3 separate regions of the Homo sapiens genome follow, and all the other regions are linked to region 2. A link is a loop called in an ENCODE intact Hi-C map of the cell type or tissue named here. Cell type or tissue: dorsolateral prefrontal cortex. All regions are shown on one strand. Links, peaks and the distances in the headings refer to the core of each region. The heading gives the core; the rest is flanking DNA. Region 1 overlaps KCNK10 (potassium two pore domain channel subfamily K member 10). Region 2 holds the start of PTPN21 (protein tyrosine phosphatase non-receptor type 21). Region 3 holds the start of KCNK10 (potassium two pore domain channel subfamily K member 10).

Region 1 (9,523 bases), core at 117-8,116, 360 kb before region 2:
CCTGGACACCCATCCCTAATTGGCTAGTAAATAAGGTGGCTCAGGGAGACACACGTGGTGGGCAACCCCAAGAAGCCTCAGATTTGGAGATGGTGACTTAAAGAGAGGGGGACGGCATCCTGCAGGAGAGGTTAAAATGTGGAGTTGGACAGGCCTGGCTTCCAGCTCTCTCTTATCAATTGCATGGCCTCATTCCCCCAACATACACTTGAGTGACCATATATAGCTCACCTGAGACAAGGAAATGCACCTCACTCAGTCCTGGGCACAGCAGATGTTCAGCAGGCCTTCTGCCCTCCCTGCCTTTCTGGTTTTCTATCCTGGCAGGGTGACCAACTTGTTCCAGTTTGCCTGAGGCTGTCCCAGTTTTAAAACAGAGTCCTGTGTCCTAGGAACTCCCTCAGTCCTGGGAAAACTGGGATGGGTGGCCACCCTATCTGGGCCATGCTATGGTCATGTGCTGTGGGGCTTTCCCTGGTTTAAGAAGATGCTCCAGGGCACCTGGTAACCCACTTCCCCCAGTCAGGGTGCAGGAAGACGGCCTATTCTGCCAAAGCCCACAGAACAGGCCTCCTTAGAGTGGAGTTTTGCCTGAGGATCAGCACCAAATTTCTTGGCTCTTAATGAACAGGGCAGACAGTATAAGTCCCATGCTTCCCTCTGCAAATGAGGAACTCAAATTTGTGCATCCAGGAAAGTCAATATTCATGTTGTTCCCTTCTCTTTTGTTATAGCTGATTTTCAGCAGGTCAGTTAGCTGTCTGGGGAACCGGTCTGGAAATTGCATTGCTTACTTTCCTGGCTTACTTATATAAACCAGGAAAATTAGCATATGGGCCCAGGAAACTGATGTGGGAAATCTCTCCATTCAGCAACTTTCTCCTGGGGCCTTTTATACAGAATGAAGCAAACAGAGGCTGGCCCTCTATTTCTTTGGTTTTTCTTATCTCCCTTCCTTTCTTTTAGCTCTTTTTTTTCTCCTTCCTTGGCCTTCCTCCTTTCTTTTCCTCTCTTCCTAAGAGAGCTACATGAATATTTATTTTTTAATCACAAAATCTATCTTTCCTTCATATGTCTTCCTTTACTTCCCTTCATGTAAAGTTACATGCACGGCCCTTCCTCAGGGATGTATATTTGTCTCTATGGATGTGACAACCAAGAGGGGATAAGTGAAAGAGGCCCATTGGGCTCACTTCCCCGTAGCTGGTCAATGTTCGATGATTTCAGTTTCTTACTGAATCAGGAAAGATTCTTGGCGTTCAACTGCCTTTCTGCACAGACCCTGAGACCGGAAGGACAGGCTGCACCCCCCCACACACACACTCAGCCATAGTCTACCTCTCCTATTTATTTTCATTTTCATTTTTTTAAAATCAGCTGTTGTTTACTAGTTTTTCCAGGATTTATGGGCTGGTAAACGAATCACCATATTTTCTCACCTGCCAAAAAAAGAATCCAGAAATAACTGTATTCTATTCTCCTTAGCTTTGAAGGACTGATTCAACATGAGGAAGCCTATGACCCGCCCCCCGCTCCCCCTGCAAAACCGAGCCAGAAACACTCCAGCCCACAGGACAGAGACAGGCAATTCTGGACACAAGCTCATCTGTTCTCAGGAACATTCATAGGGTTAGGAAGGGGTCCTACCTCTTCTTTTGTCTTTTTGGACAGAACCCGTAGCCAATCTCCGATCATACTGAGGACAGCTGCAAAGTAGGCAAGGCCAACAAGGATCCAAAACCACACTAGGGGCTTATACCACTCCCGATAATTGATGCCAGCGTTTCCCCCTGAAAACAACCAAATGTTACTTTAACCATGATCTAGCATATGGTCTTTGCAGAGAACACATATTCCATTCCATGTAGTGAAGACGTCATCCATCATTGTTTAACACTCAGCTGTTAGGTTTGCTGTGTACAAGGTGGACCGGGGTTAGAGGGCAAGGGGGGTACCCATCCCTTACCCAAAAAAGCCTAACTTAAGGCTTTACTTCCCTCGATTCTTGACCACTAACCTTAATACCAGAAATAAAAAACGCCAGTGGCCAACTTGACCTACTAATGCTTGACCTGAGCGTTAAGGATGAATAACTCTGAACTACAGGACAACAGATCAGGCCTGGTTGTCATTGTTTTTTCTTAAACTTCTCTAAATTTATTTTAATAAAAATCAAATATAATCATATCACCCCCTATGGTTTGGAATTCTTGGAACCATTTCCATCTTAAGCACCCATACATTTACTAAGAGACAAGTGGATGTGTGAAAGTAAAATTAGCTTTAATGGCATTACTGGGATTTTGATGCAAGCAATAGTGATTTAATGCTAACTGAGGAATGGTGTTTACATAGTGCTACTCCAAAGGGTCAGTTAGGCTGAGTAATTAGAGTCACCATAAACTAGAACTAAAAGGGACCTTTGAGGCCAATCCCTTTATTTTATAAATAAGGATTACAGTAAAAATCCATCAAACCAAATTGGCCAGTTGCCTGATTGCATTGACTGGCTGTTCCATTGAAAGGACCAGTCATTTATTCTGAATAATTAGCCTATTTATTCTAACCTTCCTACAGACACTGCTGGAGGCAGCCATGCAAAACAGGTTGCAAGCCCAACCCACCGTCCTAAAGAAGTGAGGAAGCTCCTGGAAATAACGGACATCAGCCTCAATCTCTCTCTGGGAAACGCTATTGCCTAAGGAAGCAGGCAGTGGCCATTTCTAAGATGACAGATACTAGCAATGGATTGGTAACTATCGTATTAGGTGATGAGTGATTACAGACTTTCCCACCAGACCAAGGTTGTAACCACATCTAGCGCCACTGAGTCTTACGGCAAAGGCAGCTGGGCAAGAAATGTGACCTGTGGCTCCTCTCGACAAGCTCAAACCCAATCAGCAACACAGCGCAGCAGACCATGAGGCTCGACAGCTGCTGCCACTTCTTAACGTTAGAATTCCAACTTCTCTGTGCCAAGCCCCCTTCGGTTTGGTGCAGCTGCTTTTGGTTTTTCCTTTCAGACAACTCTCTCCTGCATCATTAGAGCTGTAGGATACGATCTGAGTTCCCGCACCAGTAAGTGGTTTTTGAGGTTCATTTCGTTTCTGTGCTACGCCAGAGAAATCTGTAGCTTTCTCCTGTGGGCTATCTGGGAGTAAATATTTACCTTTGCAAGTCACTATTACCCAGCAAAGATGGTCACTAGGGTGCGCTAGTGAACAAGGAACAATGAAGCAGGCAGTCAACACCCTTCTAAGTATCCCTTTATGAGCTGCTTATCTGGATTCGGAGTTCTGTGTGTGCTCCCAGACAGAGTTGCGAAATATTGTAAGGCTGTCCTAAAGTGAGTCAGCTGCAAAATAAATCAGCAATCAATCCTGCAGGATCAATGATCTGATTACATTTCTAGTAGAGTTCATACTATGTCGAATCACAGCAACCATCAACTCTTGTTAATGTATCGTTTTCCAATGATTGGGCAACCTTCCCTATCACTCGCAGACTGTTACCAAAAGATAGAGATAAACTTCCAGTCTTTTCAGGCATGCATTCTCCAGATTGGTCTGTGTAAGCTCGGAAAACTGGAGCTTGGAAGGGGTCTGGCCTAACTGCAGTCAGCACTGTGACTTTTAAGAGACCGTGGTCTACAGAAACCTCAGGACAAAGGAAATATGGCTCTGTAATCACTGACAAGGGCAGTAAAACTGTGGATGCCTGGGACTGTGTAGGTTGTGCCCTTACTAGGTAAGTAAAGATAAGGTAAAGTACTAGTTTGTACTAAGTGCTCAGTCCATGGTAGATAACAAATAATAAAAGCATCACTTAAAAAATCTCACTCCCAGGCCTCTGCTATTTGTGCCTCAGATTAACAGACTGAACTGAGCCATTGGTTAGAGATCTGTGTCTGTCACAGGTATCTTATAATAGACAGTCCTCAGGACAGCCCAGTGCTATCCCAGAGAGCTCTAAATCACCACCCACTGCAGGTTATGCTTTGGATACTTAAAGATGTTTGTGAAATAGTTCAAAATTCCAGCTGCCACTACATGTGTTTGCCTTAGATTGGAAACACCACTGAGTTTTCCCACGGACCGGCTACGGATGATGCCAAGGGATTAACTGGAATACATCTATAACTGTTCCTCTTACTTTTCTCAGTTTCTCTGTACAGTCTCTCTTCGGAGCTTGAGGCCACTAACTAGACATCCATGGTTGAGCACTGTGCGTAAGGGGAAAATGGGTAGAGTCCCAGGCTACAGGCTTTCTGTAAATGATTTTTAGTCACACTGACTAAAAATCAATTTTTAGTTAAAAGCTAAAAAAAACTAAATTTAGTCACTTTGCAATTCTTAGTCCTTAACCAATAAAAAGGAAGGGGAAAAAAAACCCTATTATTTCTACAAAGTGGAATTCAGTCTTTGTCTGCCCAATTGGAAGAGCTACAAAACCACTCTGCCAGTTATTTGTATTATAAAATTAACAGGGAGGCACGCATGCCCCTATTGATGAGCCTTCAGCAATCTCTTCCAGAATTTCCTGTTTGCCAGACTCCCAGAGACCAGAACCCATCCTCCTGATGTGCACAGTATTCCATGGAGAAATCAAGACACTGCTGGGATCACACGCCAAACAAGAACAGTCTGGCCAGGTGCAGTGGCTCACACCTGTAATCCCAGCACTTTGGCAGGCCGATCACATGAGCCCAACAGATCAAGACCAGCTTGGGCAACATGGCTAAATCCCATCTCTACGAAAAATACAAAAAATGAAAATAAAAAATAGCCAGGCATGGTGGCACACGTCTGTAGTCCCAGCTACTCAGGAGGCTGAGGTGGGATGATCACTTGAGCCCCAGAGGTCCGAGGCTGCAGTGAGCCATGATCACACCACTGCACTCCAGCCTGGGCAACAGAGGGAGACCCTGTTCAAAAAAAACAAAAACAAAAACAAAAACAAAAAAAAACAGTCTGCTTAGGGCTCAGGTCAGGCTGCCACTTCACCAGGAACTGGTAAAGGAAACACACACACACACACACACACACTCCATCCAGACATTTCAAACTTGTGACAGATGATAGAGTTGTTTGATCAAAGTGTTCACTTCTTGTAGTAGAAACTGATCACTTGTCTGAACATCTAGAACTATCCTATTAGAAAAAGAGAAGGATGGCCTCTTCCTTCTATCCGTACCTTTCTACCACACTTTTGGGAAACTGGTGCACATATGAAACTAAATCTCATTTCATTTGCAATTTCCCTGGCCCTAGATGAAATTGATGATTTTTTTTTCACTTCCTTAAACATAGCTCATCCACATTTATTTTTACAAGGAAGGCTATTGCTTGTATATACACTCCTGCATAATCCATGAGCTTATATTCCCTCTGGGCAGTTCTCAGCTCCCCATAGTCACCAAAGTCCTCAGCTTTGTATCTGGGCATGTGCAGGACAACGTTTGCAGAGACAATGGCTCTCACCTGGGAGTCAGGAAGCTGAACCTGCAGGTCACTGCAGACCAAATTCTATGCTAATCTCATCTGAGTTTCCTATGTGCCACTTCCTAACACAGCCTTTATCATTGGATTAGAGAGGTTTAATTCAATTCAGAAGTTCAAGATTTAATGAGAAATTCACTTTAGTCTTGCATAATTTGTGTGACGATAAGGGAAATAAGCATCCTGAGAAGGAAAGGGTTGGCTTTCTTTTCATAGCAGAAAAAAACCTATGGTATTTATATTACATAGGACTAGGGATTTGAAATGAGCCTCTTCACAGCAGTAGTGACACTGAGTCATCTTCATTTGCTTCTCCCGCAACATCTTTTATCGATTGCGAAAAGCACAGCCAACAGATTATTTTTCCCGCCAGAGCCCCAGTGCCTGGCCTGCCCAGGGTGCTTACCTGCCACAAAATCACCAAAGCCCACCGTGGTCAGAGTGACCACCACAAAGTAAATGGACTCCAAGGCCGTCCAGCCCTCGATGTACTTAAAGATGACAGCAGGGATCGTCACAAACACAATGCAGCCGGCCAAGATGAACAGGATGGTTGAGATGACCCGGATCTTGGTCTGACTCACTTGCTTTTTCTAGGAAGAGCAAAGGAGAAAGATAGGCAAGTCAGCGGCATCACCCTGGATTCAGGATATAGATGCACAGAAAACGGTACTGTGTCAGTGACTTTTAACCTTTCTCTGGTCATTGGCTGCTTGGAGGAAATTTGATGAACGCTGTGAACTCTTTCCTAGAAAAGTGCATTCAGAATTTTTCAAGTGGTCTAGGAGGTTCTCAGGCTCCCTGAAGCCTGTTCGTGGACACCAGGTCAAACAAACAAAAAAATCCTGCTTAGCCAATGCTTTGAATGTTTCTTGCATGGTTCCATGACTGCAGCCCAAATGCTGATTCTGACTTCTCACTGGTGCAAATATAATGGTTTCCCAAAAATGCTACCATTTGTCATGTAGTATTACTGATCCACCATTCGTGAGAATGAGTTTGGAGCTCTTTCCACAATGGTGGTGATGGATTTGCACCGTTTCCCTTGTGTCAAACAGAATATGCTGGAAAAAAAATTATCTGAGTCAGGCCAAAATGTTTGGATGAAACGGAAAACACAGTCATCCCCATCTTCACCTGTGACCGACTCTAGCCAAGTATTTGTGTGTTTCTTCGCCCCCACATTTTCCCTGCTGAGGCTGTACATTTATAACACACTTTTGTTTTAAAACACACCTGTCTGAGCTGGTGCTGTGATCATCATGTGTGTTGACTGTATCACTCACAAGAGACAGGATAGGAGTTAGCATAACAGGGTCCCCGTCTAAATGGGTAGTAGGACGACAATTAGATGGACTTAATGATCTGTGGTGAAATCTCCTTTGGGGCTTTGAAATTTTTATACATCTCTGCAAACAAATCTCATCTCATGCCAGCTCCTGAAGGAGTCAGTTGTTGGGTCATTAAGAAAAAAGCATCTAGAATGGGAATTAGACTGATACTGGGGCAAAGGAATCATACCAGTGGAGTCCAGGAGCAGGACTGGTAGCATCGGTCATATTCTCTTTGGATGTGCTGAAGGCGACACTGGAATTGACTCTAAGCTGAAAAACTCTAAGCTGAAAAATCCTCGCAATTCTCAGAATTGGTGCTGGAGACTGTCATCAGGAGGCCCTGGTATCATATACTAGCATAAATATATGAACGATGTGTTTAACACCAGAATGTATGGCCTTTCTACATTGCCTAGATGAATTTTCTGCAAACGTACACCACATTTGGGGCAATCAATATAGGAAATCCGTACCATGAGACCTGCATCCTCTTCATCGCACCAAGCACAGAGAGACCTTTGCTTTATATACTTCATTTTACACATGCAAAACTGAAGCCAAGAGGGGTTAAGGGACTTGCATAAAATGATGCCACTAATGAGCCGAGATTAGAATTCTGATGTAATTAATTCTCAGTCCAGTGCTTAACAACGGAAACAGCTTTTCAAGTAATTCAACAATTCACCAACCCAAAGAAAGTTGTCAAACAAAGTCGTCTGCATCTAACAGAAGAAATCAGACTAACTCCTGCTGAAAATGGGCAGTCCTCTGTCCCTTCTGTGAAGGAAGACTGAGAATAAAAAATGGTCACCGGGTGATCTGTCCAGGAAAAGCTAAAGAAATGCCATCCTTCCTTGTAAAAAGGAGGTACTTTTCTAACTCCTAAGAAGGCATCTGGTATATAAAATGGGAACAGGGAAAAATAATTTGATCTATGCTTTGATATAGAAACCCTCCTAATCTCCTCAGAGAAGCCATCTGAAAAAAAAATTACAATTTATTGATATTGTTGAAACTATATATGAAAATATCGACTTTTCCACACATGAAAGTGTCGTAACAAGATAAATTACCTGAAAACTGCAGGGAAAGTTTTGTCTATTTCATAAATTTCCATGTTGGATATTACAGGAGGATTTTGTGAAGGCAGGTAAGCCCCTCTGAGAATCCAGGAACTTACTTTAATTAGCCTAGTTTTGTTTGCAGAAATGTATGAAAAGTTCAAAGCCCAAAAGGAGATTTCGCCATAGATCATTAAGTCAATCTAATTGCTGGCAATGGGAGTACCATTCCTCCTCAAATATTCCTCCTCAAATGCATAGTGAAGTTAAAGTGAATTAAATGTTTGTGAGATGCTTGTTAAGTCATAAATTAAGATGTGAATGTAATTGCAATCTAAATGAGGTTGAGGTTGGCAAAAGAGGACTGCAAGTACGTAGGAAGCTGGAGACGTTCCTGGACTTCAGGAGATGGGCAGGAGGGAAGATGGGGAAGGACAGCGGTGGATTTGTTTGACGGCAGACAAGGAGGTGTATAACAAAGGCTAGATCGTGGCATCTTAATTGCATCATCTACTGGAGACTTTATCAGCAAGGTAAACATTTCACCACTACTCATTGCCCCGGCTAACAAGTGTGTTCCTGGGCTGCTTCTCCTAGACATCCAAGGGTCACACTCAGAGAATGTTTGGAGCATTTAATTATCAGGGTATTTTAGGGACTTAAGAAATGCGCGTCTTGCATGTGTATGTGTGTGTAGGTGTATGAAAATATGTGTATACCCATACTTTGCTATAAAAAGAAGTGCTGTGGGCGTAAGGTTTTAGCAATATCTGTTATTCTAGATACCCATGTTTTTGCTGCCCTCTAGGTATTTAAAAAAAAAAAAAGTTGCCTTAATTGAACATTTTAAACTGCAGCTTTCACAATGGAATCACAAACCATCTCATGTGCCGTGTGGTGATCTTCAGTTTTCTTATCCCCATTAGCCCTGTAACTGTTCACTGCTGCTGAAAAACCATAGTAGTGTTTAAGAGCACAGAGTCTAGGGAAAGACTGCCTGAGACACATCCCAACCCCACTGCTAAATAGCTGAGTGACCTTAGGCAAGTTTCTCAACCTCTCTGTGCATTAGTTTTTTTCCTCTATAAAATGGAGATAAGAAATCCCACCTCATCGGATTGTTTGGAAGATTAAACAAGTGTGCAAACACTTAGCACAGTGCCTGGTTAATATTCAATGCTTGTTAACAGGCCATTTTAATGTAAATGCTCAAATTTTTCCTTAGACGTAGACAGTCCCAGATTTAATGCTTCTCTTTGCCATTGAGGAATGTTCCCTCATATGTGGCTTAAGATAATCTCTGTTTAGCTTCAGGAGGTCGCTGCTGGTTGTCCTTTCCTGGATATATTGTATACCTCATTGTCAATGACAAAAAATGTCCTCATTCTCCTTTGGTTCCTCTTGCCAACTCTGGTTTGAGCTCTCAGACAGTCGCAGCTCACAATCTTGGAAGCTTTTTTATTTGCCTTCCAATTAATTCCATCCTACTTCCAAAACCCCAGGCTCAGCCACCTCCCCGTCCCATTTTTCATCATCCTTCCGAAACTGCCAAGAATTGCAGATAACGTTTGCGATGTCAGGAACCAGCTGCAGAGGGATTCTGAGAGGCACAAACCTCACTCTCCCTGCC
Region 2 (9,809 bases), core at 499-8,498:
GGCACCTCAAACTCAGTATTTCTAAAACTGAACTCACCACACGCTCCTCCTTGCCCCTAATAGATCTGCACTTCCTTTCACATTTCCTCTCTGTTATAGCCCCACCATCTACTGAAAACCTGAATATCAACCAGGACCCATGCTAACCCTTCTCTATTACTCGGTAGGTCCTGATCCAGATTCCAACCACCTCTCTCCAACCCTATCCAACTCCAGGTGGCTACCATCTGTACCTGAACCACTCCCCTCAAATCATTCTCCAAAGGGCTCACTCTTCACAGAAACAATCGTACCACACCTGTTTACACCCTTCATTAACTTCCCCACTACCCTCAGGATAAATCTAAATCCTTTAACAAAAAATCCTCATTGTGTGGCCCTTACAGTCGGCCTTTCCTCCACGCACTTCAGGCTTCAGGCAGACCAGCTTCCTCTGCGTCTTTGGTCCTGTGCAGTTCTCTTTGTTGGAACTCCTCCAGCCCTTGATAGGACTCCCTTGCCCCATCCTCAGGTCACAGCTCAGAATCAAATTCCCTGAGCAGCCTTCCCTTTGCTGCACCTCCCTCTGGCCTATAGCACACCCTCTACTTCCCTTATCACAGCATGCATCATGCCTGTTTTCTTACTGGCAACAACACTAGGGTGAGCTTCCAAGTATGTATGTGCTTGGCACTTACGCATCTTCAGTACTGAGTGATCATATAAGTGATTGGATGGTCACCAGGAGCAAAGTTCATCTATTCCTGACTTTTTAGGTGGAATAACCAGTTTCTCTAACTTTCCCTTACCCAAGAACCAGGTAGCCAAAGGTAGGGAGGGTCCTAGGTTTAATTAGAGACCTTTCTTCACAGGCCTTGCATAACATTTTAAATTTAAGACATTATATGGATACATGAGTACTCCATAACTTCCTACCAACTAGATTAGGGGTTTCCTGGGCAAACCTCCCAATCGGTACTCTAATAGACTAGTTAGCAGAGCTTACAACCTTATGCTACTCTGAGAATTAGGTGTCACAGTCATCCCCATGGTTCAGATGGAGAACTGGGGCTCAGAGATATCACATAACTTGCCCAAGGTAACAGAAGCAGATGGTGAGGAAACTAGAACTCAAACTGAGTTCAGGCAGTATGTTTCTAGAACCTCGATCTGGCCTGTAAGAATATAGTCAATGAATTTTACTCAATGAATGTTGAAAGAACGAAGTCAAGAGCCGGACATGGTGGCACATGCCTATCGCGGGAGGATCGCTTGAGCCTAGGAATTTGAGACCAACCTGGGCAACATAGCTAGACCTACCTTGACTCTAAAAAAATTAAAATGAACAAAAAAGAAAGAATGAAGTCAGTAAACTGTACTAGAGATCAGGATGACCTTTGGGGGTATATTAGAAAATGGAAATTTGAACAACCCAAAGTGTATTCACATTTGATTCTGGATTACCTTAGAGGGGGAATATAAACATATTCAAAATAAGAACCATTAGTTCTTATAGGGCACCCCAAGGGGAGACTTCTTAATCTAATCTATTCCTGCTTCATGAGGAGGGGACTACAGGCTCAACTCAGACATCCCAGCCAGGGACACACAGTGAGTGGCCCGTGGGCTAGAACACACAGCCAGCATGCGGGCCAGAGAAGCCTGTCGTGTTTTTTTTATTTATTTTTAATTTTTTTTGAGACAGAGTTTGTTGCCCAGGCTGGAGTGCAGTGCTGTGATCTCAGCTCACTGCAACCTCCACCTCCTGGGTACAAGTGATTCTCCTGCCTCAGCCTCCCCAGTAGCTGCGATTACAGGCACCCACCACCACGCCCAGCCAATTTTTTTTTTTTTTTGAGCAGGTGTCTCGCTCTGTAGCCCAGGCTGGAGTGCAGTGGAGCGATCTCGGCTCACTGCAGCCTCTGCCTCCCACATTCAAGCGATTCTCCTGTCTCAGCCTCCCGAGTAGGTAGGATGACAGGTGCCCGCCACCACACCCTACAGGCGCCCACCACCACGTCCGGCTAATTTTTGTATTTTTAGTAGACATGGGGTTTCACCATATTGGCCAGGCTGGTCTCGAACTCCTGACCTTGTGATTCGCCCGCCTCGGCCTCCCAAAGTGCTGGGATTACAGGTGTGAGCCACTGCGCCCGGCCTTGTATTTTTAGTAGAGACAGGGTTTCACCATGTTGGCCAGGCTAGGCTCGAACTCCTGACCTCAGGTGATCCACCAGCCTCGGCCTCTCAAAGTGCTGGGATTACAGGCTTGAGCCACCCGCGCCTGGCCTGCAGTGTCTTTAGGTGGCTTACCTCCCGCAGCTCCAGCCTCTGGGCCACGGCCTCGAGGCTTTCCTGGCCAGTGCTCTCCACGGACAGGGTGAACTCCACAAACTCGTTATTAAGCAGTTGGATCCGGGCAACCAGGCAACTCTTGCTGGACACCGTGTAGCGCCGGGTGCGTTTCAGTTTCAACCCAAATGGCAGTGGCATCTTCTTCTTTCTTCAAGAATGGAGGAGCAAAGAGGGAAAAGCTACCCCCACCAACCCAGCGCTGGTGACGCCAGGAGAAAGCGATCCTCTCCGGATGGGACGAACACTGTCCGGCCTCCAGCTGCTCACCCAGCAGCCGCTGCCGCCATTAAAAAGCAACGGAGTCTCCAATGGCCCGAGGAAGGGAGCATTGACGCCAGCGCTGGGGAAAGAGGAACGCCGTTAGTTAAGCAAACGTAACGCTGGGCTTTGCTTGTATAAAGAAAAGCCAGTCAAGCTGTGGCCAAAGAACAAGCCGTCCCTCTCCACTGGAAAAAAGGCACTAACAGGACCCGGAAGGCAGGGTGGAATTTTATCTCAGAGTTGTGCTAGGCTCAGGGTCAGACTCCACCCTTCACTGTATCCTACAAATAGGGATAGCAAACTGGGCCATCCTCAGGATTAAATGAGATAATAGCCAGCACTACTATAATCCCAAATTTTGTAGTTAGTAATTGTGATCCTCTTCCTATTTTGGATAAGGTGTTGTTTTTTCATAGGTAACTCTTTCAGGTTGTAATACTCCAAATGTCAGAGTTCTTTAGTCCTTAAGTGAGAAAAGTGCCAAATGGCCCCAAAAGAGCTAGGTTTCAGTCCCAATCCCTTTAGAAAATTAACCCTGAAGGCAAATGGGAGGAATAATCCCCACTAAGAAAGGCAGGTGTGTGATTCAAACCCGGTGAGGTGCCTAACAAGCGCTTGTGGAAGTATTTACGTCATCAAATTGATTTACTGATAAACATCATAAAAGACCCTACAAATGCTCGTTATCCATTTACCACTAGAAGAGTGGCAGTTCTGAAAATCCAGACCCCGGCCCCTCTCCAGGGTGGGGACGCCCAAACAGGCCTTCACCTAAGCGGAGCCGCGGCCCAGAAGGGGAGGCGGGCGAGGTCTTCCACGCCATCCTGAGTTAATGAGCGGCCGGAGGCAACAAACCCAAGAAGCCCACGGGGCCTTGGAGCACTCAGGCCCCGGCTTCTCCCGCGTCCTCCCCTTGGGAAGAGCACGCGGCGTTGCCAGGCCAACCAGTAGACTCGGAGGCCCCGGAACCCTCTTTCTGCAGCCGCGTTTCTGGACGGACGCGCTCTAAAAGGACCGGTCCCTCGGCTCCCGAAGGGAACATTTAAAGGGACCAGCGCGTGCCCTACTGGCGGTGGAGAGGTTGGGCGGGCCCCATAGGATGCCCGCTTTGGAGCCACAGGACCTCAAAATACGCTCCTTACAACGTGTTTTATAGAGCGAAGTCTCGCTATGCCACCCAGGCTGGAGTGCAGTGGCGCCATCGTAGCTCACCGCAGCCTCGAACACCTGGGCTCAAGCGATCCTCCCGCCTCAACCTCCCGAGTAGCTGGGACCACAGGTGCGCGCCACCAAGCCGGGCTCTAACAGTTTTTAACCAGACCTGTTGATGGTTTCTGGGGCGAGCACTAGCTGGGGATTTTTATATCAGCTGGATTAGTTTTTTCCCCCTAAACGAGTCTACAAAATCCCGGACATTTCCAGGGTCCTGAGACGGTTCCCTACCTTCCTTCTGCGCAGAGATTGCCTGTTGGGGATGAATCGCTTAGCGAGACCCAGCCATAGCTGGCTACGCTGAGTTCCGGCCCGGGACCGCGCGGAGAGGCAAGATCTATTCCCGACCCTCTCATCTGGCAGACAGAACCCAGGCTTCAGGAAGAGAAGCGGCTTTCGCAGTTTCACGCTAGGACGGGCTGAGCTGGGAATCGATCCCAAATTCCACAGTCCCAGTCCTCTCCTGGGTCCTGCTCTCCTGACTGCGTCTCAGGCCCAGAGGTGATGGGGCACTTAGGGTTAGGGAATGGCAGACCTGGAGAAAAGGGTTCCGCTACTACCCTCGGCTTTGCCAAACTTAACATTTTGAAATTCCATTCCACAAATGTGTATTGCGTCTCTGGGAACAAGACAGCGTAATGAGCATCGTGAGAAATCTAAGACGAATCCCTAAACCGTCGCTGTCTTTAAAGAGATTACAACCATGCTATAATTACATACAGAGCTGTATCTCTAATAAGGACCCAACCACGGTTTTATCTGGCTAGTTTTTTTGTTTGTTTTGAGCTCTGGTTATTTCCCATAGCCAGGAAAATCAAAATATTAAAAACAAGGGATAGGGGAAGGCCAGAAGAAAAAAACAACGCTGCAACTACCTAAAGCACTGTGTTAATTAACCGCATTTGCTGAGTGCCTTCTGTAGGTAAAAGCACCATACTATGGAGGGAAACAGAAAATAAGTATTAAAAGATATGGTTTCCACTTCCAGTAGTTTTCAATGCTCTTTGCTGTTTCAGGGGTATAAACTAAATAAGTAAAGCAAGATGGAAAAAAATTAGCAAATGACAACTTTAAATAATAAGCTTTTAACTAGAAAATTGATAAACCAAGAGTAAATATTTAAGGATTATAAATATGCATACTAAACACCCTTTCATGAGATCAGATGGTGGGTTTCAATTTTACATAAAAATTATGGTAACTGGAAACCGGGCGGATTAAGTAGTGTAGATGAACAGACAAGATATTGCATATGTGTAGAGGAAAGATAAATATTTGTATTAGGTGCCATTCAAATATGGTAGTCTTTTCACTACATAGAACTATGCCTTGAAAGCAATAGATACTACACTGTATAACTTAATTATTAACTTAAGCTCTGATTAAGCAAACTCAGTAAAACTTTCAATTGTCCCTCAGACTTGAAATGTATTACTGCATCAGGGATAAAGGAAAAGTCAAAATTATCTCTTATTTTGGTAGATGAAATTGAAAAAGTTGCAGTGTGTGTGTACATGGTGCATCCCCCCAAGATCTATCCATAAGAATGGCTTGCTTTTTGCTTATTTATATAAAACCCACTATGTTAAAACAATGATTTTGTTTAATAATTTACAAATTTATCAATGATTTATACATCTTAATTTTCAGTAATATGCAGTATTTGTTGCCAAATGGTGTAATACAATTATGAATGTCTGAAGATAATAAAACCAAGATGAGTAGAAATTTAAGAGTTCTTTGGGGAGGTCTGTTTCAGGTATAAAATAATATGCAATAATATGAAAGTGATTGGGTCTGGAATTATAATTTACTAAAGTAAACATAATTTATAAATAGCTATTAAAGGAAAACTAGGATATAATTTTTTCTCTACAAAATCTTTCCGTTTTGTGGTAAGTAAACAGATACATACTAGATTCTGCTTCAGTACAAGTTTACAAAAGGCAGTCTGAACTATTTGTGAATTCATTTTAATTTTCCCTCTCTACAACCCTTTCCAAAAGTTCCTCAAATACACTTTACCTCTCAATCTTACAGCGTTTCCCCTTTCCTATTAAGGTCCTTACCACATGTAATTTTGCCAAAGTTGCTTTAAAATAAAATAAGCACTAAAAGGAGAGAGTATGTGACATTTTTAGAGTAATATCTATAGCTATAGCATTAAACCCATGTTTCTCACGGAGAAAACATCTGTGCGTAGATGCTCCAGAATAAAATGCCCTAGAAACGAAACGGACTATATTCAGAGTAAAATTACTGTCGTGTCCCAAACTTAAAAAAATAAATAAACTGTCAGCAACTATTAGGCATACAGCAGTTGTCACTTGGAGCACACGAATGTTCTGAATGTGTTTGTGAGCATACGCTATTAGTATAAGGCTTTCTCAGCAAAAAAGAAAATAGGACGAGCATGCCAAGAGCGGCCAATCTAATCAGGATTTGCAGAAATCACAAGTCGGAATTTGCAGATCCAAGAATTCTTGTTTCCAGAGTAAATACTCTACTCCAAAAACAAACCCAGGCGTTACCAAACAGTCCTTCCCTGCGCCCCTTCTCGCCAAAGTTATCTGGCGAATTTCACGTTTATATATTCTGAGAGGCACAAATATGCCTAACACATTTAAAACCCTGATCCAGAATTAACCCGCAACAATCGGCCAGGGCGTTCGGAATAGAAGTTCAAGACTCCTTTTAGAAATTACTCAAGTATATGAGAGCGAACCTGAAAAACAAGACTTTTCTCTTTGTTACGCTCCCGCTACGGGTCTGGCCGCCGCGCCCCATTCTCCGGGATTCCGGGGCCGCGGGCGCGCTCCGGGGTCCGGGCGAGTGGACACACCCCACCGCTCGGGCCAGCCGCCCGCCCCTCCCGCCGGCCGGGGACCGCGCCCTCACCTGCTCCCGCTCCCGCTCCCGCATCCTCGGGGCCGCGCGCCCCGCTCAGCGACCCGCCTCCCGGGGCCCCGCCGCGCGGCCGCCGCAGCCGCACCCGCACGCCAGCCCGGGCCGCGGCGCGCTCATGGGGCTCGCACGCCTCACTTCCTGTCTCCAAAAACCCGGCTCGCAGACCATTCCCCTGGGCAGAGTCCGGCGGTGGCGACGGCGAGGGGCGAGGCCTGGAGGTGGGACCGGCCGGCGAGGAGCGCCGCACAAAGAAGCCCCGTGGGGGCGGGGGGTGGCAGGAGGACGGACAGACCGTCGGACCGACGCGGGACGCGCGGCCGGAGCAGCGGGGCGGCCGGGCCCAGGCGTCCCTCCCCCTGAGCCGGGCGGGCGGATCCGGGGAGGCGGCGGCGGCCCGTGACCTCAGAGAGTTGGAATGCGGGCAGCCGCGCGGGGGAGGCGCGGACAGCTGCGCCCGGCCGCCGGGGAGGGGGCGCGCCGCTGCTTTTTTTAATCGTATGACCACTTATTTTAAGAGTTTCCAAATAAAGCAAGGCTTTTAATAAAATGAGTGGAGGGGGTATTATTTAGGTTCCAGATAAAGGGTTTTATTCCTGTGTTATTAGGTAGGCTGTAAAATGCTGTTATTGATGGTTATTCGTTTACTCTGGTATATTTCTGAACACTATTGGAATACATTTCTTCTTTTCCTGCTTGCTCCTAAGGTTATGCCCCATATAACTAGACACTTCCAGTACTGGGTGGGAAAGCCCCCCCACCAAAAATGGTTCATATGCCTCAAATAACCTGTCAGTCCCCAAAAGGGAGCTGTCTGCTTATGCAATATAGAGCAGAACTGTTAAGGATGGAGACTTGACAAAGTTGTCAAATCCCAGCTCCAACATTTACTAGCTGGATGACCTTGTGCAAGTTTCTTAACTTCTCTTTACCTGTTTCCTCTCCTATAAAAGAGGGATATTAATATCTTTGCACAGCAGGGGTGGGGGAAATAAATACTAAGCAATATCCAATAACTTGTGTAAAGTATATATGAAGTGTTTCGTTTAAGGTTTATTATACAGTATTCTTGTACTGCATTATTACTGTATTGCAGCACTTAAGCTGAGGAATAAAACTGTGTGACCCTACCACTATTACAATAGTGTAAGATCTTTTCTTGGCATGTGGAACACAGAACCTTTTAATTTATGTAAATTTTAATTTCAGTGATTTTGTTTTAATGCTGTTGTTTCTGGAAAGCTTTTTAAAGTATTGTTTCATGTAAATCTCATTTTCTTAAACAATTAACAAAAACTTTTGAATACTTAACTCTGCATGAGACGTGGTCCCTGCACAACACGGACTTTTGGTTTAGTGGGTGATAAACGCACCTGCACACCACACACGCAGTACAAGGCCAAAGTGGGGAGCATTGTCATAGAGGTATGAGTGCTATCCAAGAGCAAAGCCCAGCAAGGTGCATCTTGGGTCGTTTAGCTAAAGGCAAATAAGATTACCTGTGTTTCTAAGGGAAAAAAAATAGATCAATTCTGTTTGTAATTGATATTTCAACTGAACTCTATGAGGGGGTCAATTTGTGTGTGAGCAAAGAAAAGAGATCTAAAAAGAAGTCACTTTGCTGGCTTCCCAAGGTAGAAAAACTGGAATCATGTGTGACTTCTCCCATTATCATCTCCAGCCTGTCATCAAGACCTGGTATTTCCTCCTTTGAAATGTCTCATGAATTCTTTGTTTCCTTTCTGTTCCCCCTGGAACATTCTAAATCCAAACCCTCATCATTTTACATCCGGATTATTGCAACAAGGGTGGTCTCCTGGCATCTGGTTTCTCAGTTCTCTCTTATTTCCTTGCTAATACCAGGCTTCCTTCTCTTATCACTCTTAATGGACTCCCAAGGTTAAGTTCTTCTGCCTGACCTATAGGGACTTTCCAAACGGGCCTCTCTGACCACCTATATCGCTTTCTGCCCCTGTCAAGCTTTGCCCCTGGCCAGCAGCCCCTCCTGCCCTCTTTCCACTTGTCTAAGCCTTCTGCTTCTCTGCAAGTAAGACTCTGCTTCCAGGATGACTTTCTAGCCACACCATTCCACAGTGATCTCCACACTTGGCAAGAACTGTAAAAGTTGTTTCATGACGGCTTCTTTTATATCTCCTAGGATTCCTAGGACAGTACTGGGCAAAGAGTAGGCACTAAATAAAAACTTGTTAATTGAATCAGGAAGAAAATAAAAGAATTTTAAAAATAGAAAATGACCATAAAACCCAAGAGATGTTAGACAACTGAGTTGAACTTCCTCCCTCACAGTCCACAGATGTCATTTACTGACCAAGTACCTAAGCCCTATTTTCCCTCAGCTATGTTAATTTGGCAGGAACATTCATGGGAAGGCACTTGAATAACACCTTCAAAATATTAGACATAAAATTATTAGCTTGTGTTGCATATCTAAGGAAGTGAGATAATTTATATGGTGCCACCCCCAAAGATACAAAAGGGTGTAAGTAAAAAGTCCCCTTCTCACCCTGCCTGCTAGACACCCAGCTCTTCTCCTGGGAGGTAACCAGTGTTCCCTCATTCCTCTGTATCCTTACAAAGATGTTCTGCAGAGTTACAAGAAACTACATATAAGTATCTTTACCCCCTCTTGTTATCCAGAAGGTGGCATACTTACACATACTTTTACACTGGAAGTTATTTCTTACTAAAATAAATAAAATGTAAAAAGAAAGCCCAGCACATAAAATGATGAAAGACAAAAAGATGAAAGAAGGCTGGGTGCAGTAGCTTATGCCTGTAATTCCAGCACTTTGGGAAGCCTAGGAGGGCAGATCAGCTGAGGTCAGGATTTCGAGATCAGCCTAGCCAACATGAAGAAACCCCGTCTCTACTAAAAATACAAAAATTAGCTGGGCGTGGTAGAGCATGCCTGTAGTCCCAGCTACTGGGGAGGTTGAGGCATGAGAATCGCTTGAGCCCAGGAGGCACAGGTTGTGGCGAGCCAAGATCACGCCACTGCACTCCAGACTGTGTGACAGAGCAAGACTCTGTCTCAAAAAAAAAAAAAAAAAAGGAAAGGAAATTGTGGTTTGGTGGGT
Region 3 (9,809 bases), core at 1,220-9,219, 230 kb before region 2:
AATTCCTTCACTTCACTTCCACACATTATTCATGCAAAGCCTGTTGATTTCACGTCCTCTACAGCTCTCTACTCCGTCCGCTTCTCCATGCCCACAGCAACCACCCTGGCCCATGCTACCATTGTATCTGGTCCCCTACATCCACAAGAGCCACACAGCACTTGTTTTGAAACTTAGCTCAAATCATGTCACTCCTCGTCTTGAAACTCTTCATTGGCTTTAGATAAATACTATACTCTTCCAACCCCACAATGCTACCCCACCTCCAACAACACAGGGCTTGGAGGGGGGCGTCTCGCCTGTGGATCCCCCAGTCATATCTCAAAACACAAGCCCTCTTGCTCTCTGCTAGGGATAAATACATTTTTCAGGGATTTCCCAAAAGAAAGCCAAGGCATACTTCCGTATTTCCAGAGGTTTCAAATAGAGACAAAATGAAAGGTTTGTGCTGTATTTACAGTATAACAGCCTGGGTGTTTAAAAAAGGCAATACCTCTTCACTCACTCTGCCATAGCCATGGGAACCTCCTTTCAGTTCATCATATACACATACCTCTTCTGCCTCAGGCCCTTTGCACTTGCTGTTCCCTCTTCTGCAACAATTCCCCTCCTCCTTAGACAATTAACTCCTATACATCCTCCAGGCCTAAGTCCAAGTGTCATGTCCTCAGGGAAGCCTTCTCTGGTCCTTGTCAATCTCTTCTATCAGACACTTTCTTAAACCTCTGATGCTCTCCCTGGAGCATACATAAACTTTGAATTATGCATTCCTCCATGGAATTGATTTAGGTCTGTCTCCCTCACTGTAAACTCCAAGTCAGAGCTTTTATCTTTCCTGTTCTGACTGTATCTCCAGAGCTTAGGACAGTGTTTAGCATGTAATAGGTATTTAACAAATATGCTTTTCAGGGATTCTCCCCCCAAAAAAGCAAAGGCACACCTCCATATTTCCAGAGATTTCAAGTAGAGACAAAATAGAAGGTTTGGGCTGTATTTAAGATGTAACAGCCTCAGTGTTTTAAAAAGGCAGTATCTCTTCACTCACTCTTCAATAGCCAGTCAATTCCTAAGACATTTACTCAACAAATAAGATGGTTTCTTCTTTCCAGTCTGGAGAAAAAGAAGAAATGCGCTCATAAAGAACATTAAACACACACGCACCCCAAATAAACAAATTTCAATTCCAATACACACAGAGGCGTTGCCTAGCCTGACACAGTCGTCAGATGAGCTACAAGAAATGCTAAAGAGCATTCTTGTCACAACTGGACACGCGGTTCCAACTTGTTCTGCTCTCATACTGATCACTCCCTTGGAGCCTTAACATCTGTATGCTAATTACAGACACGGTGGCCGACGCTAGGCACACACAAATCCGTCTTAATCCCTCCCTTTTGCGTGGATGAAACCTGGTCCAACATTCGTAAAAGCATGCAAACCACACCATTGCTTGGGCGGGCACACTTCGTGCCCCTCCCCTATGCCTTGCCAGCCCCACCCTTCTCACAAACCACCCCTCCTCCTGCTTCTACTCTGACCTGAGCCTAACTAGCTGCTAGGTTTGGTAATAAGATTGAACGAAGACTCAGGAGGCCCTGTGGGCTCCATTATTCTGCATGCCCTGCGAGAACGGCCCACCCCTAGGGACGGCTGCTGCAACTCGAGCCCCACTTGCTGCCAGGAAACCTTTCCCACTGAGGACACCCGGGCATGCGGCGCAGCTCCAGGTCCAGGGGGAAGCACCCCACCCATCTGCCAGAGAGACAAAGATCACCAGAAACAAAGGACACACACACACACACACACACACACACACACTCGCACACTCAAAGTCAAAAGCAAATACCGACACTTGCAATTTCAAACCAAACAGTCGGCTTGGTCTATCTAAATAGATCTGGAGACAATCTAGGAGGGACAATGATTATGTGGTAATGACAGGCACTATCTGGGTTCGGAACCCACGCTGCCTCCGCCCTCCTCCCACCCGCGCTGCAGTTCCCAGGCGCATTTCCCAGCCTCAGGACACACGCTGCCAGAAGCAAGAGTGCTTCCACTCAAGGAAGCGCGCACACGCCGGAGACAGAGGCAGGGCGAGGGCAGCCAAAAGTAGGAAACACCCACCTTTAGGATCCCAGTTCACCTGTTTTCTTGGCGTCTCGATTGGAAATTTCATTGCTTCGTTGCCCAGAAGGGGAAGAAATGAAAAGAACCCAAATAATAATAAAGTCCTCAAGCTTTACACGCCTCGGTTTAGCAGTCCAACAAAACAATTTCCGAGGATGGGGGAGCCTTGGACTGGCTCGTGGAGGAACCCCAGAAAAAGACAGGTGGGAAAATATTAGCTTGGGGGAGAACTGGAGAGGGCTTGGGTGTTTGCACCGGCCAGGGGGTGGCCGGCCGCGGCCCCGTGGGTAAAAGAAAAAGTAAGATCGGCGAGGGGTGGATGAAAGGATGGAGAGGAAGGCTTGGGGAGATGGAAGAGCCAAGCTGCTTCCCAAAAGCGGTGCCGGCAGGTTAGGGGCTGCGCAGCCTGAAGGCTGGGGCTACGGAGAAGCCCACTGCAGTGTCACTCCAGCCCCCGAAGGCGTGTGCGCACACACTCCCGCACACACACACCCGCACACACACTCCCGGGCGCGCGCTTGGGCGGGCACGTCAGCCTCGCTCGGCCGCGCTGAGCGCACACGCCCCACCCCGGCCGCGGCTCCTCGCCCCCGGCGACGCCCCCCACTTCCCGCTCCCCGAAAGCCATTGGATGTAGGGGTGGCGCGGCGCCCGGGCAGCGCGCGGCGAGGGCGACCCTCCCCGCGGCGCGCCCCAGACGCCGCGCCCCGGCAAGAGGGAGCAGGGCGAGCAGCGGACCGAGGCTCCCAGCTGGGAAGGCGCGCTGAGCCCCCGGCACCCGGCTCGGGGCAGCGGGAGGCGGTCGCGGACTTGCCCGCGGGGCGGCGGGAGGCGGTGGGCGGTGGCGGGGAAGCCGCGGAGGGGCGGGGAACGAGCGGTGGGCGCGCCGCTACTTACTGGCTCGGCCGGCCGGCGGGCGGGCGTGGAGGCGGCAGCGGCGCGCTTGCTGGAGTTGCAGCCGGAGACACGCTTGGTTGCCTGGAAGGCGCTGCAGGAGGCGGAGGAAGGGCCGCTGCGGCTCCGCCGCAGACCTCGGCCTCCGGGTCACCTCTTCTCACCGCTCTCACCCTGAGCTCTCCCTCCTTCTCTTTTCTCACTTCATTTTTTTTCCTCCCGCGTCTGGCTCTCTCGCCTGAGTCCCGAACCCACGTCCCCGCCGCACTCCAAGGAGGCCCGTGCCAGCCATGAGCCTTTTGTTCTGGGACCGCTCCGCATCTGCTGCGCTCTCCCCGCCCGGGGAAGCTCGCTCCCAAGGCACAGCTTGGTCCCTTCCCCAGCTACCTGCAGCCGGACTGGGGCCGCTGGTCGTTGGCTGGAAAGGAGGCTTGAGAGAGGCACGGGGGCCCCCGGAGGAAAGCGGAGTTGCCAAGACCCGGCAGCTCCCGGAAGCGGCGGCCCCGGGATCCTGGGACCAGCAGGGCAGATGCGAAGGGACCCAGACCTGTTCCCGGAAAGGGGCTAAACCTGGAGCATTCGTCTAACGCCCTCTCACTGCCCCTGCTTGAAGCCCCACAGGGGTTTGTGGTGGGGCCTCAGTCTTCAGAAAAGCCAGGTGGTGCTGAGGTGCTCTTGAACGGGTCACTCCGAGTATCAACATGAATGATGCTGACAAATTGCTTCGGATGCCTCGCAACGGAGCCTTACACGTAGTAGGTGCTCAAGAAATACTTGCTAAATGAAGACATGAATTGCATGCTGCAGTGTTGGATAGGAAGTAGTTTAAACCCCTACTCTGGCTTCCAGATAAGGTTACTAAAATTTGTTGTTCATTCAACATATATATTGAACCCCTTCCAAGTGCCATCACTGTGCTATGTGCTGGCCATATGGCAGAGAACAAGACAGAGATCTTGCCTTCATGGGGCTTACTATCTAGTGCCATAAGGTCCTGTTAGATTGTTGTTGCCTTTACTTACGCATAGAAATTGCCCAGCTCATTCCTATGCCTGCCAGCTGGGGTCCTAAAATCCCACACTAGCAGCTGATCTCTAAGTTGCATGCTACTCTACGGCACCTTGAGGCTTCTGGGGAGCCCTATGTCAGCAGCATCTTTCTCACCATCCATCCGTCACTATCACATCAAGGTTTCTGAGTCCAAGAGCAAGACCTACAGAGGTCCGCTGTGGTCTGTGGGAAAGGTGAGTGCTTTGTCACTGGGCTGTCACAGGCACCCCAGGCTGGAGCCCTGAATTCTCTGCAAACCCCGTTCAGGCAAAACTGGTACCAATCTGATGGTGCTACTCTGACTCTTCAGCCCTTTAGGCAGGTTCCCGGGTGCTTCAGAACCATCTTCCCTGGACTCTGTAACCACACTTTGCCTCTCTCTACTAGGACTGGGAGGATGGCTAAGACATAGAAATCAAACAAACAAGGAATCTCTGCTTCTCCCAGCCATGCCCCGAGACACCAGTGTGTATGTAAATTCTGTTCTCAAGTCCAGAGGGAGATGCTTCTAAGAAAGGCTTTCGAACCTCCCTCTGCGCTCTTCTCTTTAACTGTTCACGGACAGCTGGACTCTAGCACAGTCACTGCAATACAATGTTTTTTACATGCATCAGAGTCAGAGAGGGGCTTCAGCAGAGAAAGACACCCTCTCCTGAGTCCTCAGAGCACGGGGAGGCAAGATTGACATTTACTGAATTCCCCCTCACCATCTCATATTTCCTCTCCATTCATCTTTGTTAGATCATTTTGCAGAAGCTGTAACTGGCCTCCTTTTACAGATGAGAAGATCAAGGCTCAGAGAGATAAAGAAACATTCCCAAGGTCACGATATGAGGATTCAAACCCAAGTTTGTTGACACAAAGGTCCATGCTCTCCATGCCAGAACCTTGTGAGCTCATCCAGTCCCGGGACCCATGAATCTGACCCTGAACCTGTCCCATGGGTTCGTTTGGGTAATGAAGGTCTAAATACGATATTTTCCAAGCCTCCAGGCCCTCCTCCTTTGCAAAATGAACTGACCTATGGTTGTGTTCTGGGGTCTGCATTGGGGAATTAGTTCACTGTCCAAGGCAAATTCCTGTGGCAGGAACTGCACCCTTAGGATGCAACATCATTCGGCCAATCAACAAACATTTATTGAGCATCACTTGTGTACAAGACAGGTTGCAGGTCCCCATTAAAAGTTATTTGGGGCCCTGAGTAGTGATGACCTTCCCCAGAATGGCAACAGCAGGATGGTTATAAGGGGAGGGTTGGGGATGGGGAGGTGGGGGTAGACTCTATTAGGGCAGGGAGCAGGATCAGTGTCTAGTGCTCCTGGTCTGCCTTGAAGACTTGCACTAGTCATTGGCCCTTGGGATGATCTCTCTGCTTAATCACTGGATGCCGCCCCCTCCTTTCTTTTCCCCACCTCCAACCTCTGGAGCTTTCTCTCACCTCCACTTTCATTCTCCTTTCTCAGAATGTAGACAAAAGCAAGTTACCCGCCCCCCCCCAAAAAAAAATCCACCAAAATTAGGTAAATAAATCCCAGTACCGTTTCCCAAAACGTGTCTGAAATCAAACACAACTCCTCCTCAACTGCGTATTTGGAGTGGACTGCATGGAGTGGGGATGGAGGGAGACCTCCCTCCCAAGAAAACTTAGCCCTTTGGGCTACTGCAATCCCCCTCCATCCCCTTCGGTTCTACCCTTTGGTTATTTACAAGCTGGACTTCACTTACCCAAGGAAAGAAAGAAGTCTGTGTAGAGAAAAAACATCCAAGAAAGATGCCGCTCCAAGCGGTTCTGTCTCCCTCTGTGCCGCCGCAACTTCCATGGCTATTGCTTCAGGCGGGTTAAGTCTGGTGGAAAGAGACTGCCTAGCGTTCCTGCGGCAGGAAAACAAAACATCGTGGCGCAAAGTCTCCCTGCACTCGCCGGCCCCCAGCAGGAGACCCGGGCTGGCGGCCACTGCGTCCTGGGTGCACTCGGTGGCAAAGCGCTGCTACCGGGCACGGGTCTCTGCAGCTCAAAACCTGCCCGGCTGGAGCGCACCAATAGTTGCCCCACCACTTTAATGAATGCCGTGTGGCCCGGCATGGGAAGGCTGGGAAAGCCCGAAAACCCCAGTCATCTCTGGCAACGAAGTTTCCCCGAGTTGGCTGGCTCCCTTACCCCCTCCCCACGCTCCAGCCCGGGGTAGCTGTGAGACCGGAGGAGACGATGCCTGCCGCGTGGGGAGTCTCAGGGTGGCTGGCAATGAACAGCTCAGCCAGAGAAGAGTCGAACACGGATTCCGGGGCGAGTCAGGAGAATTTCCTGGGACAGCGAATGGCAGGGAGTGATGAAGCAGCTTGGGGAATCCTCTTTAGTGCCAGTTCTGCAAACAGAAGAGGGAGGAGATGGGCTGATTAGAATCTACTTTGAATTCACAAATATTAGACTAAATTCATTAATCTGCCTTGGATTGTTTCCCTTTGGTTTCATCCTTCTTCCCTGAAGTCCAGAAGAAATCCCAGTCTTCCATCTTTTCCCCACCCCCAAGACACCTCCAAGTCCTCTTCCCAAAAGAACTGCAGTCAGGTTTCCATGTCATTTTGTGAAAATACCCCCCGCCACACACACACCCTCCTTTACCACACACACATACACACAGACACGCAAGCATCCCCTTCATATACCCACTCAGTGGTAGTAAAATTGATAGCGTTATACATTAACGTGAACTTAAACGTGCCCCACCAAAAATTTTCTTCCCCCTACCCCCACCTCGTGAAGTTTCCACATTGGTCTCAGCGTTTAAGCATGCCTACATTTGTTTTCTAGTCCCAACTGACATCTGCAAAAACACACCCTTAAATATATGTTGCTCTAATCCTGGGCTCTGCTTTTGGCTTGGAAGAACTAGAGACACATCAGAAGTGAAAGGACAGAGGGTGTCATATGTCATACACCTGGAAGCGTGAAGCTAGGCTGCTCCATAATGAACTCTGTGTGTGTAAGTCCTGCAGATTTATTTTGATGACTCAAACCTCTAATTGGGGATTAATGAGGATAATATACTATAAACTCCAAAGAAGTTGTAATTAAAGTGTCAGGCTGATGGACATGATTCATAACCAGGAACTGCATCCTCTTTCCCTATAAGTTTCTCTATTTAAAATCTTAACCCTTAGGACAATATTTTTATGCTCCTATAAAGCATTGTGCCAAACATCTTACCAAAAATGTACAGAGCTATAGTCCTTCTTCTTATAGAACAAGTTTTAGAGTTTTTCTCTCTCTGTATTACTTCCAAACCATAATCCCAGGTAATTTTTTAAAGAGATGGAGCTAGAATATTTTTGCTTTTCCCCTCCACTATTTACTTTGAAAATTTTCAAACACACAGAAAAGTTACAGTTGTTTGGTAAAAACCAGTGCCACAGTTTGAATGTGTTTCTCTAAAACTCATGTAAAACTTACTCTCCAATGTAATTGTCTTAAGAGGTGAGGCCTTTAGGAGATGATTAGGTCATAAGGACTCCCCTCCCACTTATGAATTGGTGCCTTTTAAAAAAGGGCTTGCGGGAATGAGCTTGTCTCTTATTGCCCTTCTGTCATGTGAGGACACAGCAAGGAGATGCTATCTCGGAAGCAGAGAACAAGCCTTGGTTTTGGACTTCCCAACCTCCAGAACTATGAGAAGTAAATTTCCATTATTTATAAACTAACCAGCAAAAACGGACTAAGACAAGCAGGATCCAATCAAAGATTGCATTTGCTTGTTCTGTTTAGTGTGTTTTATTCTAGAAAAGCGTCTTCATATTTTTCTAATGCCATTGATTTTTTTTTTCACAGAATCCAAGCTCATTTGCTTTCTGATGTGTTTAATGGCCTGACGTAGCTAAAGATAAGTTGAGTCAAAGGGGGAAAATTATTTCCTGGTCATAGTAGATCATTAAAATAAGTTAACATTTTCTATAAACTTGGCATCTGTGCCAGTATCCATAGAATGGAAGACAGTTGTAGCTCCACTCACTCTCCTCCTTAGTCTTTGCTTTATTCAAAGAAGTTATCTTTGTTTTTTATCCAAAAGGTCTTGTTTCAGGAATGGATGAGTGTTTTCACACATATACACCAAGTTGACAGGCACATATGGTATTTTACTGAATTTAAAAATAAGAACTCAGCAAGGTCACACACCATAATGAATGAGCTCTGATTTTCATGTCGTTCTAGGAAGGTTTTAATTTGAACCAAACTTAAAGACGTGTAGAAAGCATGTGTGCTTTCAATAACCTATTGATTTATGAGCAAGTCTTATTCTCAGGGTCTTTCAACTTGGCAGAGTTGAAAATTCTTTAGAGGGACCTACTGTCTGGGCATATGGACAGATGCTTCTCCCAGAGAGCCTATGAAAGGCTTGGAATAGCCTGGAGAGTAGAAAAAATTGTGTTCAGTAGGAAGTGAGACACAGTCTCACATTGCTTCTCAGCCTTTTAGCGAAGATCAAGTGTGAGACAGAGTCTCCACCTCCTATGGGAATGTGTGAAATAAATTCATTTCATTTTTGCTGCTCTTAAAGCTAATATTTGTTTGCTTGAATATCATTGGAACAAATGTAATATAAGAACTTTCCTCTTCTACAATTAAGTCAGCTAAATGTTTGCTGAATCATGAAACCAGATTTCAAAGAGGTCATTTCAAGATTACTGGTTCAGTCTTCTACTTCTAAATAAGAGTCCAATATATATGACTATTCAAGGTTTCTAAATATATTTAGTGAAAGATTCCAAACCCTTTGTTGATGGGCTTTTCCAAAATTTAAGAAACTTCGGTGGAGTAAAAATATTCTCTTATTTCCAGTCTAAATCTCTTTCTTCTTTAAATTTTTCAGTACTTAAGTGAAGATGAGGAGAAACCAGTCTTTTTCTGTAACTGTTATGTATTGGAGATTAAATTGTTCAATGTCCTCTTCTTCATATCAAATAACCCTTTTTTACCCCTTTACTGACATGTATAGGCTAATATGGCCAACTCATACTTTTCTTAAAAGCATTCTTTTTCACTACAAGTTTCAGAAAAAAAAATCAAAGTCTTTCTAAGCCTTACCGAGTTTCTGCATCTATAAAATAGGGGTTCATAATAAGAACAAGTATTTGGCCAGCTTATGCACATTTTAGCCCACCGTTCTTTTCAGTAGGGAGCACTGCAAAACCAACCAAGTGAATCATGCCAAGCTTTATTCAGTTTCCTCACCTGTAAAATGGAGCACTAAATATCTGGCTAGTTCTGCCTACAGGGTTGCTGTAAGGAGGCAATAGATGTGGAAGTGCTTTGTAAACTGTGTAGGAATTCACATATTAAAGGAATCATCTTTAGGATTACTTGTTCCATAAGATTCTTCTTACTATCCACCGGGCACATAGCAACCACTTTTTAAGATTATCCCATTTATTTCTCATAACAATCCTAGAAGATGGGCAATATTATTGTGATTTAATTTAAAATAATACCTGACATGTATTGGGCATATAAATATTTGTTGAGGAGAACACTGGAGCTTAGAGAGGTTACTGCTTATCCAAATAAGCAAGGCTAGTTAGAGATGGAAGTAGAAATCAAACCCGAGCTATCTGACTGAAGTTGGGGACCCACTAATCTCTAAGTCAAATTACCATTCCCAATGCCAAGATGATTACACAAAGTTTTGATCTCTGGCAATTGCAGCTGAAACACTCTTGACCCTTTTTCCTTTTCATTGTTACCTCCC

What was found. Hi-C counts contacts between places; a loop is a spot of excess contacts. Peaks named below come from ENCODE experiments on the same cell type or tissue, not always from the same donor. Only the 100,000 strongest peaks of a DNase experiment are listed, where the experiment ranks them.
Region 1: it touches region 2 in a loop (11-fold over the local background); 22 of 110 quality-filtered maps call a loop at or near these places.
Region 3: it touches region 2 in a loop (3-fold over the local background); 2 of 110 quality-filtered maps call a loop at or near these places.

What each region holds. Positions count from the first base shown.
Region 1 is chr14:88,186,320-88,195,842 of GRCh38, forward strand. KCNK10 (potassium two pore domain channel subfamily K member 10) reads right to left here. Exons shown (of 7, transcript NM_138317.3): 5 at 5,905-6,091; 6 at 1,648-1,790. Among named protein-coding and RNA genes, the nearest start is that of KCNK10-AS1, 30 kb to the left of the region's middle. RefSeq lists enhancers at 2,957-3,096, 3,997-4,166 and silencers at 3,197-3,276, 9,426-9,523. In dorsolateral prefrontal cortex, for the core only: CTCF peaks have their summits at 3,198 (motif pointing right) and 3,398; DNase peaks (open chromatin) are centred at 3,232 and 5,973; H3K4me3 peaks cover 925 bases.
Region 2 is chr14:88,547,946-88,557,754 of GRCh38, forward strand. It overlaps PTPN21 (protein tyrosine phosphatase non-receptor type 21), which reads right to left and starts at 7,062. Exons shown (of 19, transcript NM_007039.4): 1 at 6,706-7,062; 2 at 2,293-2,674. The coding sequence starts at 2,472. LOC124903405 (proline-rich protein 2-like) reads right to left here and starts at 8,845. Exons shown (of 2, transcript XM_047432047.1): 1 at 8,818-8,845; 2 at 6,712-7,115. The coding sequence starts at 8,845. The coding sequence ends at 6,751. RefSeq lists an enhancer at 1,366-2,183 and a silencer at 7,020-7,069. In dorsolateral prefrontal cortex, for the core only: a CTCF peak has its summit at 3,648; DNase peaks (open chromatin) are centred at 3,616, 4,169 and 7,086; H3K4me3 peaks cover 4,960 bases; H3K27ac peaks cover 3,764 bases.
Region 3 is chr14:88,320,623-88,330,431 of GRCh38, forward strand. KCNK10 (potassium two pore domain channel subfamily K member 10) reads right to left here and starts at 2,647. Exons shown (of 7, transcript NM_138317.3): 1 at 2,125-2,647. The coding sequence starts at 2,176. RefSeq lists enhancers at 1,993-2,652, 3,225-3,284, 5,590-6,104 and a silencer at 2,935-3,174. In dorsolateral prefrontal cortex, for the core only: no CTCF peak of the experiment used is centred there; DNase peaks (open chromatin) are centred at 1,434, 2,020, 3,049, 6,149 and 1 weaker place; H3K4me3 peaks cover 5,467 bases; H3K27ac peaks cover 4,777 bases; H3K27me3 peaks cover 3,326 bases.